Regions from separate parts of the Homo sapiens genome. Here all the other regions are linked to region 1. Evidence: chromatin contacts called from ENCODE Hi-C or POLR2A ChIA-PET data. All regions are on one chromosome and are shown on one strand. Each heading gives the region's core, a stretch centred on a gene start or an enhancer-like site at or near the end of the contact. The rest is flanking DNA. Distances are from core to core; before and after follow the strand shown.

Evidence for each region. Hi-C counts contacts between places; a loop is a spot of excess contacts on that map. ChIA-PET counts read pairs that join two places held with the same protein, here RNA polymerase II (POLR2A). Pooled maps may share reads with other maps.
Region 2: a loop to region 1 is called in a pooled map, with 3 times the contacts of the local background. The contact joins two enhancer-like sites. A Hi-C loop is called at or near these places in 1 of 168 maps with a recorded cell type or tissue (ascending aorta) and 4 of 50 pooled maps. POLR2A ChIA-PET finds 5 or more read pairs at or near these places in 1 of 52 experiments (activated T-cell).
Region 3: a loop to region 1 is called in a map of endothelial cell of umbilical vein, with 11 times the contacts of the local background. The contact joins two enhancer-like sites. A Hi-C loop is called at or near these places in 1 of 168 maps with a recorded cell type or tissue (endothelial cell of umbilical vein) and 1 of 50 pooled maps. POLR2A ChIA-PET finds 5 or more read pairs at or near these places in 1 of 52 experiments (A673).

Annotation. Positions count from the first base shown.
Region 1 is chr13:33,124,024-33,128,149 of GRCh38, forward strand. It overlaps STARD13 (StAR related lipid transfer domain containing 13), which reads right to left. Exons shown (of 14, transcript NM_178006.4): 6 at 3,350-3,523; 7 at 2,058-2,217. Among named protein-coding and RNA genes, the nearest start is that of KL, 110 kb to the left of the region's middle. Within about 2 kb of position 2,353, at least 25 of the 41 ENCODE cell types and tissues checked have a DNase peak (open chromatin) inside an H3K27ac peak, as active enhancers do; they include A673, ascending aorta and endothelial cell of umbilical vein, where a contact is called at or near this core.
Region 2 is chr13:33,609,156-33,613,281 of GRCh38, forward strand. It overlaps LOC102723406 (a long non-coding RNA gene), which reads left to right. Exons shown (of 6, transcript XR_007063750.1): 5 at 1,278-1,473; 6 at 1,612-2,623. It also overlaps a transcript of STARD13 not described here. Among named protein-coding and RNA genes, the nearest start is that of RFC3, 210 kb to the right of the region's middle. Within about 2 kb of position 1,401, at least 25 of the 41 ENCODE cell types and tissues checked have a DNase peak (open chromatin) inside an H3K27ac peak, as active enhancers do; they include ascending aorta, where a contact is called at or near this core.
Region 3 is chr13:33,492,562-33,496,687 of GRCh38, forward strand. It overlaps a transcript of STARD13 not described here. Among named protein-coding and RNA genes, the nearest start is that of LINC02344, 160 kb to the left of the region's middle. Within about 2 kb of position 2,435, at least 5 of the 41 ENCODE cell types and tissues checked have a DNase peak (open chromatin) inside an H3K27ac peak, as active enhancers do; they include A673 and endothelial cell of umbilical vein, where a contact is called at or near this core.

The sequences.
Region 1 (4,126 bases), core at 1,103-3,602:
GCGAAGAAAGAACATTCGTTTGGTGTTGCTCTCCTTGCTTTTCACTCTTTTCCCCTCGCTTTTCTGATTGATTCGCTTTTACTAGCTCTTGCTTGCTCTGAAATCTCCGGAAAAGCCAGGTTTTGATTCCTTATGTTTCTCTAGTTCTCCCCTTTTCCTTCCTATTACCACCTTCCTTTTTCACAGGAGCCAGAGAGGTGGTCTCTGCGTGCTTCCCACACCACATTGACAAGGAAAGGGAGGGACATTCCAAGGCTGGAAGCCCTGCCAGGACTGGGTGCATTATAAGGTGGTGACTGACTGTGGTGAAAGTCCCTTCGATGTCCTACGGATTCTCCCATGTGACTGACGCGAGATGCGTGGCTCTATTCATTTTAATTACATTTAGAATCAGTATTTATATCTTGAAATGAGTCTTCTTCCTCCAAGCCTTTGCCGGCACACTGTTTTTCATCTTGGCATTCTCCCAGATTTAAAAAATTGACCTGAGATGGACACAGGGGTGGAAGAGGTTTTGGTGCCCTGTGTCTTTCTCTCTACTGATAAGACTTTTGCTTCTAAAGAGAGACTGGCCCCACTAACAGCAATGATATTGGCACTGCACATTATTCAGAAGCTACGGGGGGCAGGAATGGTTTATAGCTATGGACATTAACTTTGAATAATGTGTATTCTTAGTAAAACCTCTAAGATTAAAAAAATTAAAATGTTTGCTTAAGTAACGAGATTCATTGGCTGACTCTATTGGGATGTGATTCACAAGTCAATTCATGCTGGGGCATCTGTCAAAGAAGAGAACCCTAGAAAAGTAGCCTGTCACCCTTATTTCTGGGGAATAAGAGGCAAGCTATTAAGGCCATTTCTCAAAACTAAACAGCCATCCTCACAACAATGACAGCAGCCATCCCACCCTCTGCGATGACATACAAATATGGAAAAATGTTATGTGCAGATTCTCTAAATTAAAAATGAGGAGGGACAAAGGGGAACACACATTCAGTTCAGTCAAAGACAACTTCAAATGAAGAAGTTACTGCTATTTTTCTGCACTGAAAATTGATTTCTGGTTCACCAAGAGACCAGCCTGATTCTAAGTGTGGTCTCAGTATTGGGGTCTCTACAAGCATCACTAGCCAGCTCATTCCTGCCCACTGAGCCCAAGGACCAGGGTAAATCAATAAAAAGTACAAATAATCTTAGGTTGGTACAGATTCTCTGCATGGCATCAAAAAGTATGATGAACAGGGACTATTACAGAATAGCTGCCTGGAAATATACCCACTATTCAGGGCTGCAATTTATCAATTAAGAACACAACTTTTATTTTGGACAGAATGTCTAAGAAGCTAATGGGTGTTAATTTGGAGGAGCAAAGCCTTTGTTTTGTAAAGTACAGGACGGACAGCACTCTGGATTTAATCACAGTCCACCATTATGGTGGGCCCCAAAAGTCTCGGAGGCAGCAAATCTCTGAATATTTTGTTTAGCTTCAGCATTGAATCAACTCTATAAAATGAGGGGATATTTGACTTAGCTGATACTTTTGTTCATATTTTACTTGCACATTTTTAAAAGATGTAAATAAATCTGTGTTTGGTTTAAGTTTTCCTGGTCATGATGCTGCTTCAAAGGAAAAAAAAAGAATTAATAAAAGGAGGCATGAAAAACCTAATTCTTTTTCAAAAATAATAGGGATAAAAGAACAGTGTGAAATCAATGGTGGCACTGAAATAATAGTTACAAAGGAAATGCAGTACAGTACATAGCTTAACTCTAGTTTTTAGGGATTGCAAATTAGACATCCCAGGAACAAACTGTTAACGTCAACTTTCCCCAGTCACTCCAGGTCATCATTTAAGTTGCCAATGAGGAAACATCCTCAAATAGGACATGTCTTGTTCAAATTAAATATTGCTACATAAAGGTCACAATGCCTTTTATTTTTGGTGAGGCATGTCTTGCCTGATATTGGGCAGATCTGACTCAGTCTGACATCCCCTCAATCCAATCCCATGGTTGGGGGTGGTGGGGCAGCAGCGGGGGGGTTACAGCCCTACCTGATCGAGGCAGTTGCTGCGTAGATATCTCAGTGCTTGCTGAATACTTTGAGGCAGGGGCTGTCCCGTTCTTTGGACGTGGACTATGAGAGGAACGCCAAAGACAGCCTTGTCTTTGTAGTCGGGAACTTTCATCCTCTTCATGAACTTTGGAACTGACCTAGAATTTACAGAAACCAGGTCATGCAAGCCTCCTGGGTCACACTGTGGGGTGAGGCTCTGGAAGCAAGCATGAGGGAAGCCAGGCTTTTGTTGGAATACCCAACAGATGCGGGGTGAATTCAACATTCTCTCTGCATTAATCACAGGACACTGCTGTGCTCTGTGTGGCCCTTGCCTGCTTGCTATCTCTAGCTACTAAACAGCATGAGTCACGTTCCCAGAATGTATTTGTAGCTCTGTTTTCAGGTCAAGTGGACAACTTTCCAATTTAACTGTGATAGACTTATTTCTCAAGTGCTGAACACTTAAAAGTCCCCAACAAAACAAAACAAATTAAAAATTACAAGAGGAAGAAGAAATCTGGCTGGGGTTGGAGGAAAAGGAAGGGAGAAAAGAAGAACAATATTTCTTGGCTCTATCTTACTTTTCTAGAGCCAGTTGTAGTTTTCAAAGGACATTTTAATACAGAAGCATATATTGATTTGACCATGAATTTATAACCTTCTAAAATATTTCATAAAAGCACCATTGATTTTTTAAATATGTATAATATAAAACATAGAACAATTACTGACACATTTTGTATTTTTTCAAACCCACCAAATCATCTACAATAGGTCCACATTCAAGTTCTAACATGCTTCTGTCAATTCCTTATTACAAGGTTTACTGCATATTCTTGTTTCTATTTGCCAATGAAATAAAAGCAGAAATGTATTTGAAGAATTAAATGCTCTTTGAATGAATCAATGCTCTAAGTGGTAAGCTTTGCATCAGGCCAGAAGGTACAAGTGACAGCTGTTTCTGTGCAAACTGCCAGGATTATTTTATGGCAAGTTTATTTTTATTTCCTCTGTTCACAATTAATCACCCTTTACTTGTCTCTTTTTCCTTTCTTGGAGCCTGACTGCCTTCCCTGGAAACCAACTGAGAACTACAAATAGAGCAATGTTTCCTGTAGGGTCCACTGCATCGAGGCTACGGCAGAGCTCATGCCTTATGTCCAGGAGATCATCAGTGAAGGCAATGAATGGGTTTTTCAGATATCACAAAGTAAACATGGAAGCTTCTGCAATCACACACTTAGCTCTAGAGCCAAGGATCCCCTCCTAGGTGAATGTGCTACGCACCATGTCCAGCCGTGCTTGTTGGACATGGAGTGCTTCTCCATGATGGCCGTGAGGCGGAGCAGTGAGAAGCGCTGGAGCAGGCTCAGCTGGCTGGCCGTCTGGCTGCTGATGTGGGGCGATGCTGGGGCCGGCCGGGGCTGGTGCGACAGCTGGAAACTGTTCCATCGGAGTCGCCTTTACCAGAGAGACCATCAGAGAAGCCAGTCACAAAGTGGACTTGGTAGCGGGAAACACGGGACATCACCAAGGTACACGCAGCTAATCAAGATAGCAGCCGAGCAAAGAAAATCGCAAAGCAAATGGAACAGAAGACACAAGTGTGCAGAATAAACATAGGACATGATTTTTCCAAGTCAGATAAATCTGGAAAAAGTCTTATTATCCATTTTATTAGGGGGTTTAAATAAGTGATAGAGGAAATATTATGTTTGTTTATTCCAAATTTGTTCCCAAAGTGTTGAGAGCAAGCTGAGACAGTGTGTGTGTGAGTGAGTGTGTGTGTGTGTGTATGTGAGAGAGAGAGAGAGAGAAACAGAGGGAGAGAGAGAAACGGAAAGAGAGGAAAGAGACGGAGACAGGGAGATATAGACAGAAGCAGAGAGAGCAGAGAGATAGAAAAGAGAGAGACAGATGTAGATGGAGAGATGGAGAGATGAGACAAAAAGAGATACAGAGGCAGAGGATGGAGAGACAGACAGAGACAGAAAGATAGAGACAGAGCAAGAGACAGAGAGAGGGAAGACAGAGATAGAGCAATATAGACAGAGGACAGACAGA
Region 2 (4,126 bases), core at 151-2,650, 480 kb after region 1:
AATTTAAAAGACACCATAAACAAAGTAAAAAGGAAAATCATATACTGGAAAATGTGTAGAAACCACATATAAATTGCAAATTTATTTTAAAAACTCTGCAATAACACAATAGAAATGTCGCAAAGTATGTAAATACGCAGCTTAAGCAAAAAGCTCAAATGGACAACAGCATATGAAAATATGCTCAACTTCACTAGTTCTCACGGAATTGAAAAGTCAAGCGGCCAGGTACCACTTGAAACCGTCATGTCAGCAAATACAATTAATCGGGTGCACTAAGTTTTGGTGAAAATCTTGATCATTGCTGGTGAGCTTGAAAATTAACATAGCCCTCTTGGAGAGCAATTTGTCAATATTTGGCAATGTTGAAACTGACCTATGGCCCAGGAATTCTACTTCTAATTTCTTTCTTTCTTTTTTTTTTTTTTTGAGATGGAGTCTCGCTGTGTTGCCCAGGCTGGAGTGCAGTGGCAGGACCTCGGCTCACTGCAAGCTCCACCTCCCGGGTTCACGTCATTCTCCTGCCTCAGCCTCCCAAATAGCTGGGATTACAGGCACCCACCACCACGCCCGGCTAATTTTTTGTATTTTTAGTAGAGACGTGGTTTCACCGTGTTAGCCAGGAGATGATCTCTGTCTCCTGACCTCGTGATCTGCCCGCCTCGGCCTCCCAAAGTGCTGGGATTACAGGCGTGAGCCACTGCGCCCGGCCTCTACTTCTTCGTTCTTTAGGGTCTACTCCCATATACACTAGGCATGTGTGCTAGTGTAAATGTACAAACATGCTAATTGTATTCTTTGTAATTTAAAAAGTGGGGAAAAAAGTCATGCTCCTGAATAGAATCGATTTAAAAAATAATTGTTTTTATTGAAAAGTTTATTAAACAATCTTAAAGCTAGATTTACATTGATATTCACAATGATAAATTCCTAAAGTGGCCGGTTAAGTGCAAAATGTAAATTGTAAAAAGATATTTAAAGGATATCATTTACATAAATTTAAAAACCATGCAAGATCATATTTAAATAAAACTATGCATGGAAAAAATAAGAAAAATCACGTGGGAACAATATAGACAAATTTAAGGAGGTTCACTCTGGGGAGGGGAGGGATGAAGGTGGGGCCTTACTGTATCTTCAAAGTCTTACTTATTTAAGGAGAAAAAAAAGCAAGTTGTTTCCAGTAATACTAACATCTAAACATCTTGGTGATGATATATTTGTTACTTTTATTGTTAAAAACAAAATTTCTCATTTTATTTTGCATTTTGAAAAAGGAGACAGGAGGAGAGAAGAATCATGGACTCCCTGGGCACAGCACCGCAGGTGGCTTTGCCAGTTCTCCCAGCCCCGCGCTGCTCCTGCGCCTGCGCTGAGCCTCCACGTGTCCTCAGGAGACTTAGCCTAGCCTGGGTATCACCAGCAGTGGGCCAGGCCGCTTTGCCTTCAACTCCCAACAGTAACCTTGCAGAGGTCAGCCTGGGGCCACCAGGAGGAGTTAGTAAGAGCTTATCCTGTGGGGGCACTCACTGGGGCTGGTGGCCGGGAAATCCCAGGTGTTTTGTTGGTTTGAGTTTTGTTGTGTTTTTATTTTTCTTCCGCTGAGATCAGGACTGAAGCAGGGACGCAGTGCTCAGCACGCCCAGCCCACCGCGGGCCACTGCGCGGAGAACCTCTGCCAGGGTCGCCTGCTCACGTCCCCTAATCCGCTCCTGGCGCGCGTTCCTGTCCTCCTCCTGCTGTGACTAGTGTGCATGGAAGGGCACAGTGGTGGCAGAAAGACTTGTGGCGAGATATCAAGATCCACAGGAAGTCATAAGAGAAAAAGCATTTTGTTTGAACTCCACCCACTGACCTTTTGTGGGTGAGCTTTCGGTGAAACAGCAACATCCTCAGAAATCTTAGAGACACGGCTTTGTAACCCGGGGGAGAGACACCGCTTCCAAATATAATTGACGTGGCTTTCCTGCCTTAATTCGGGGTATCCTTTTTCCACCACATAATCTTCCCTTTGTCCGCGCTGATTCCTGTTTAGTTTGGCAGGGCCAGCTGCTGGCAGGCTCCCCCAGTGCTGAATGCTCCGCGCTCCACTGTGCTGGGCCTGCTGAAAAAGCAGACAGCGCTCCCTCTCCCCCAGAATCAGGAGCCAAATGCCACACCGATTGTGCAACTTGTCTCTGGTTACCAGGAAAACGTAAAGAAATGCCAATGAAGCAGAAAGGTCGACAAAATTCTTTCCAACGCTTGAACAAAAAAGGTATTTTTAGGGCCCTAGATTTATGGAAGTCAATTCTTCCACTCCTCGCCAGGCTTTCAAACCTCCTATTCTTTGCACTACATTATTTGAATAAACCGTAAATACCCTTAGTTGCTCTAATAGCAACTGCTGGTCCATATTGTGCAAGGCGGCCATGGTCTGAAGACCTTGTTGAATTTGAAAGACAGAAGTTCCGTTTCTGGCACATAAACTTGAATCAGGGCTATAGTTAAGAGTGCCAGTGAGGTCCACATTTTGACAGCTAGATAAGCAGGTCATTTATTCAAAAGGACTTTGAATCCATGCCCAGAGTCAAATGCAGTCCTTTGTAAAGCCCAGCAGGCTTGAAATAAAAACTTCTTAACTGAGTTGATCAGTGTCCTGCATTTTAGGGGTCAGGAAAGTATTTATGATAAGTTGGAAATGGACAGGGCAGGAAATTCTGGGCCTGGAAGGATGGCTTCCTCACCAGGGACCGCACCACCATATTTTCTAATTTGTGTCTTGAGGGAAAGTTTATATTTTTTGCTGAAAATATTATCTCCTTGTGACAAAACCACAAGTCTGGGAAGAGAACACAAAAGGAATAAAGAACAAATGAGATCTGTGATGCCTCCTGGATAAAACTTTAAAAACCCATAGGCATTGATCAATCCAATTTACTGAATAAATATGTACCAGGTGTTGTGTTAGGTTCTAAGGGGCTAAAATAACTAAGATACTGAACTAAAGTAGAACTATTGGGCTCCTAATGTGATAGTTTTTCCACTATAGACAGCCCTCTTCTTCCAAGGGTCCCTGCCAGGGCTTCCCCTACCCTAAACAGTGCCTTGGTAAAAATTAGGAAAGTCACCCCTTCCTTAAGACACTTGACTTTCCAACAGTGCCTTGGTAAGAATTAGGCGAGTCCTTAAGACACTTGACTTTCCTCTGGCAGAAAATTGCAAAGAAAGTGTGCACAAACCTACAATGTGAATGATGCCTTCCTGTGTGTGTGTGCCTTTGTTTAGGGCACAACCTGACCGGTCTGATCATCAGACACGGTGATCCACACTCAAGATGGGAAAGAAAGCCAGGGGCACAGCCTCCTGGAAGCCCCTACTCCCTGCCTCATCCACACCTTGTTGCAAAAACCGCACCATCCTTTAAGACTTCTCCATGAAGCATCACTTCAGGGAGGCTGTTTTCTTTTTCTCTTGTCTATTCCCCTTCTGGGAATATACCCATTCACCCTGGCCATCAGACAGCCCTGTATATGTCAACCCAAGGTCTCACTCAAGCTCTCTCTCAAAGGGCTCCTGGGCCCCATGCAAATTTAGAATGGAGTAAATTTGCATTAAACAGTTTAATGTGTTGCAGAAAATATCAGAGAATGGCAAACTCCTGTGGCCTGGACTTCTCAGAGTACACAAAAGACCGAAGACTGTTCTAACTTCACAGATGTTCTGTCAAAGGCTCATGTGGCCCCCCAGATAATCTGTTATGCAAGTAAAAACAGTTAATAAGTTGCCTAAAGGCTCGTCTTCCAGTCATTTTTTCCTCTTTAGATCTGAAAGAACTCTTTTGAGCAACTTCAAAGTTCAAATTGTGGTATTAAGTTTGAGTTGAAATGGGTCCTTTCTCTTTTTCTCAGAATTATACTGAAATGAATGTGCTCTGCTGCATCCTGGCATGCACTGGAGATGGGGGTTAGGTCAAAAATGAATAGGATGGTTCCTGCCTTCAAGCAGCCAATAGGAATAAAAATACTTTGCATGTGTAGTTTCCAAATTGTTTTCACATATATCACAACACCCACAGCAGCTTTGAGAGGGAGATGTTATTACATATATTTTATAGGTAAAGTGGATGAGGCTCAGAAAGGGTGAG
Region 3 (4,126 bases), core at 1,185-3,684, 370 kb after region 1:
CAATAAGAGTCATCTCTGGTCATCCTCACTGCTACACTTCCATCAGGGCCATGACATTTTACAGATGCCATGACAACGTCAGGAAGTGACTCTATATGATCTAAAAAGGGGAAGTATGAATAATCCACCCCTTGTTTAGCATATAATCAAGAAATAACCATAAAAATGGGCAACCAGCAGCCCTTGGGGCTGCTCTGTCTATGGACTAGCCATTCTTTTATTTCTTCGCTTTCCTAATAAGCTTGCTTTCACTTTACTCTGGACTCACCCTGAATTCTTTCTTGTGCGAGATCCAGGAACTCTCTCTTGGGGTCTGGATCAGGACCCCTTTCCAGTAACAATTATGTCTCTTTTTAACGAGAAAGCTGAGTTTCATGGAGGTTAAACTGCCAAAGTCACTCAAATGCTAAGTGCACTTTTGACTATTCAACTGCTTCAAATATGACACAACAAAAGAACAGGCATCTCTTACTGCATAGATTTTCTGAAGTATCCTCCTTCTGTCGAACAAGGTTCTGTGGTGCTGGGAGATGTACGGACTTCCAAGCAGGTTAAATTTTCCAGAGGGAATCAGCAATGTGTGTGATTAGGGGTGGAACAGCTAAAAAGTTTGCCATGATCACCTGACTTTTAGGAACCATAAACCCATTATCACAACAGAGCCTCCTTGCGGAACCAAGGCTCAGACACTCACACAACCCCTACTTTAGATTCAGGGATCTTGTCTGGGGCCTGATTTATCACACTCAACTATCCCAACCCCTCCAAAGTCCCAGAATGAACACAGAAGTGATCTCACGTGATCAGTAAAGCTGCTTACGCATTTGTCCAAACCGGTAGAACTATGCAACACAGTGAACACTAATGTAAACAATGGCTTTACTTCATAATAATGTATCATACTGATTCGTCAATCATAGCAAATGCAGATAATAGGGCATACTAACATCTAAATAATAGGGAGTATTAGTAATAAGTAATAAATAATACAGAATATTAACACCTAAAGAAAGATGTTAATAAGAGAGAAAACTGTGGGGGTGCGCAGTATTTGGGAATGCTGTACTTTCTGCTTAATTTTTCTGTAAACATAAAATTGCTCTAAAAATTAAAGTTTATTAGTTTTTTAAAAAGTAGCTATTTTCTGGATCAACTGTATAAAACAATGCATATCCAAAAGAAGACAAATATTGAAGTTAAGAAAATTCAAATCTAGGATTTACTCAGCCTCTAACTAACTCTTCAGCCCCACACTTAAACTTGTACATTCACAGAAAGTGGCCAGTTGTTGGCTGCACCCAAGGTCAAAGGTAGGTCTGAGTGGAACACAGCTATGAAAAAAATCCACAGGTTGGTGCCAGGTTAATGACATTTCTGATGAGACCGTAAACGACTTGGTGCGGGTTTCTCATCAGACAGAGTAGTAAACCCAAAAAGGCAAAACCACTTTGGGAACCCTGTGTTCATCAAGATACCTGATTACCCAGAGTTAGCTGCTCACTTCCAAGTTTCCTTTGAAACTGGGACAGAAAGCGCTCCAATTCTTTCTGAACTCCAGGTCTAGTGTAGAAGCAGAGCAGATGCTTCCTTCCCATTTGACTTGAATGCCACCTTCTCAGTGCAACATTCACCAAACAACCACTTTAGAACTGCAAACCTTCACTCCGGCCACCCAGTATCCCCTTTCTGATGTTATTTCAACTCCACCCCCACCCGGGGCACTTATTGCCATTAATAAGCACACTACACATTTTACTTACTTTGTTTATTGTTTCCTCACCTGACTAGTCTAAATTCCAGGAGAGCCGTGATTTTATTATTGTGTCCTCAGCCCCTAAATGCAGTACCTTGCATTTAGCATGCTTCCCATAAATATTTGTTGATTCGAATGAATAAACCACCACTTGCAAGACGAAATGGGCGTGAAAAGGAATTATAATCAGAACAATCAGAGTTTAAGGCTCTCCTGCTCTACCTCCCCCACCTTTCTGCATGGGCTTTCCCGGCTTATTTTTGACACACTGCATTTGGTCGTTGTCTACTACCAGTGAGAAGATTGCTGAAGATAGAACAGTGGTCAACAGGATTGACTGTTAAGATTATAGTCCAGATGCAACTGGATGGAGGCTTCAGGAAAATAGCTTTTTGACCAAAAAAGCAGTACTTTTTTTTTTTATTTCACTATAGCTAGCACAATGAGAATGACCAGTTGGCCACTTAGGACAATTGCCAGAGAGATTATATGATACACTCTATAGAGGTCACAATGTCACGGTTTTCTTTGCTGCTGCACCAAAAAAAGAAATAACTAGTCCAGACCACTTACACACAGTAGAAAACATAAAAACAAATGCGCCCCCAAAAGACTCTACTTAGGGTTCCCACGACAAGTCTTCCAAAATCAACAGTGCAGTCTGTCTGAATGTTATCAATGCTCACTAACCATGCATTCCCATGACATGACTCAGTGACTCCATTTCCTGCCTACACTTCCGCTAGCTCTGGGCCTCACTTTGAGCTTGTCTGTCAAGTATAGTAATGCCAGATACTTCTAGCTCCTACATGTACACCATAAAAATACTTCAGAAAATACACAACACATGAGAATAATATCAGAAACCAATTTACTTCCCAATTTCATCCATTCTTGTGATTGTACCTGTCAATTAAAAAACTATTCAGAACTCTATCACATTAGGTTTTCTTAGACATCACTTAAGCCAATTATCATCTTAACCATTTTAAGTGGACAGCTCAGTGGAAATGTGGAATTTTGAACTTGTCTTTTACATTAGAGACTTGTTAAGAAAATGCTAACTTATCAAATAATATGAGCTCCTCTATACATGGTACTATTCGAGAAAGCCTTGAAGATAAATGATAAACATTTACAAGGGGCAGCATGAACTAAAGTTAAAGGACGGGAAAGCTTGAACACTTTCTTCATGTGGATCACTTACTTTCTTATTAGTCTTGAGTAAAATATTTAAATATTTGTGTCTCAGATTTCCAATCTTCTAAACAGGATGGAAATATTTGCCAAATACTTGCCATGTATATATTTTCTTTGAATAAAGCTAGTAAGAAGGAAGAGGAGCATGGTTTTGAATTGTTTTGTATTACTCTCTGTTTTCCATGCCTCTTTTATAATGGATGATTTAAATCAATTTTCATCTTGAGCTAATAATCTTTCCACATTTAATATAATTTATTTTTTATTCAGACAAGTATTATAATATAATCATTTTATTATTACATAATTAATATTATACAATTAGAATGTACTATAATTATATAATATATAATTATATAATGATTACATATAATTATATATAGTTATGTTATTATATTATATAGTTATATATTATTGTATATAATTATATTATTTAATTATATATAGTTAATATATAATTATTATAATAGATAGTGAATATAAATTATTATAATTATATATAGTTAATATGTGATTATTATAATTATGTATAGTTAATATAATTATAGTTATATATAGTTAATATATAATTATATTAACTAAATAATTATTTAAATAATTTTATTTTTATAATATATTTATAATCATTTTAATTTATGATTTTATAATTTCTACTTATTTAAATATAATTTATAATATACTTATATAATTTCTAATGTAAACATAATATAATTTATAGTATAAATTTTATAATTTACATATGCATTATAGAATTTACATATGAATTATAAACTTTATTCTTTTATAAATTAAAAATAAACTCAGTTTATTTTATTAAAAAATAAAGTGTATTTACAATAGCAAATACATTTGCAGCTAACACTGCCTCATTATTATTGTTACTATTACTATTATTAATTTATTTAGAATAATTGGTCAGTTTCCATAATATCCTCATGGTAAAAACTTCCTCATGGTATCATTTTTAATATACAGTTCTCTCCCTAACTTATCATCCCACTTGATTATGCAATTTCTCTTCTTATACATGTTATAAAAATTTGTTTAGGTCAGACATTTGTGTAATATCAATTCATCTGAATCACCTGTATGCATAGGCACATATAGTATGTTTTTAAGTATCAAGCATCCAAATGGCTTCCATGTTTAACTCTTTTTCTATAACACTGGAAC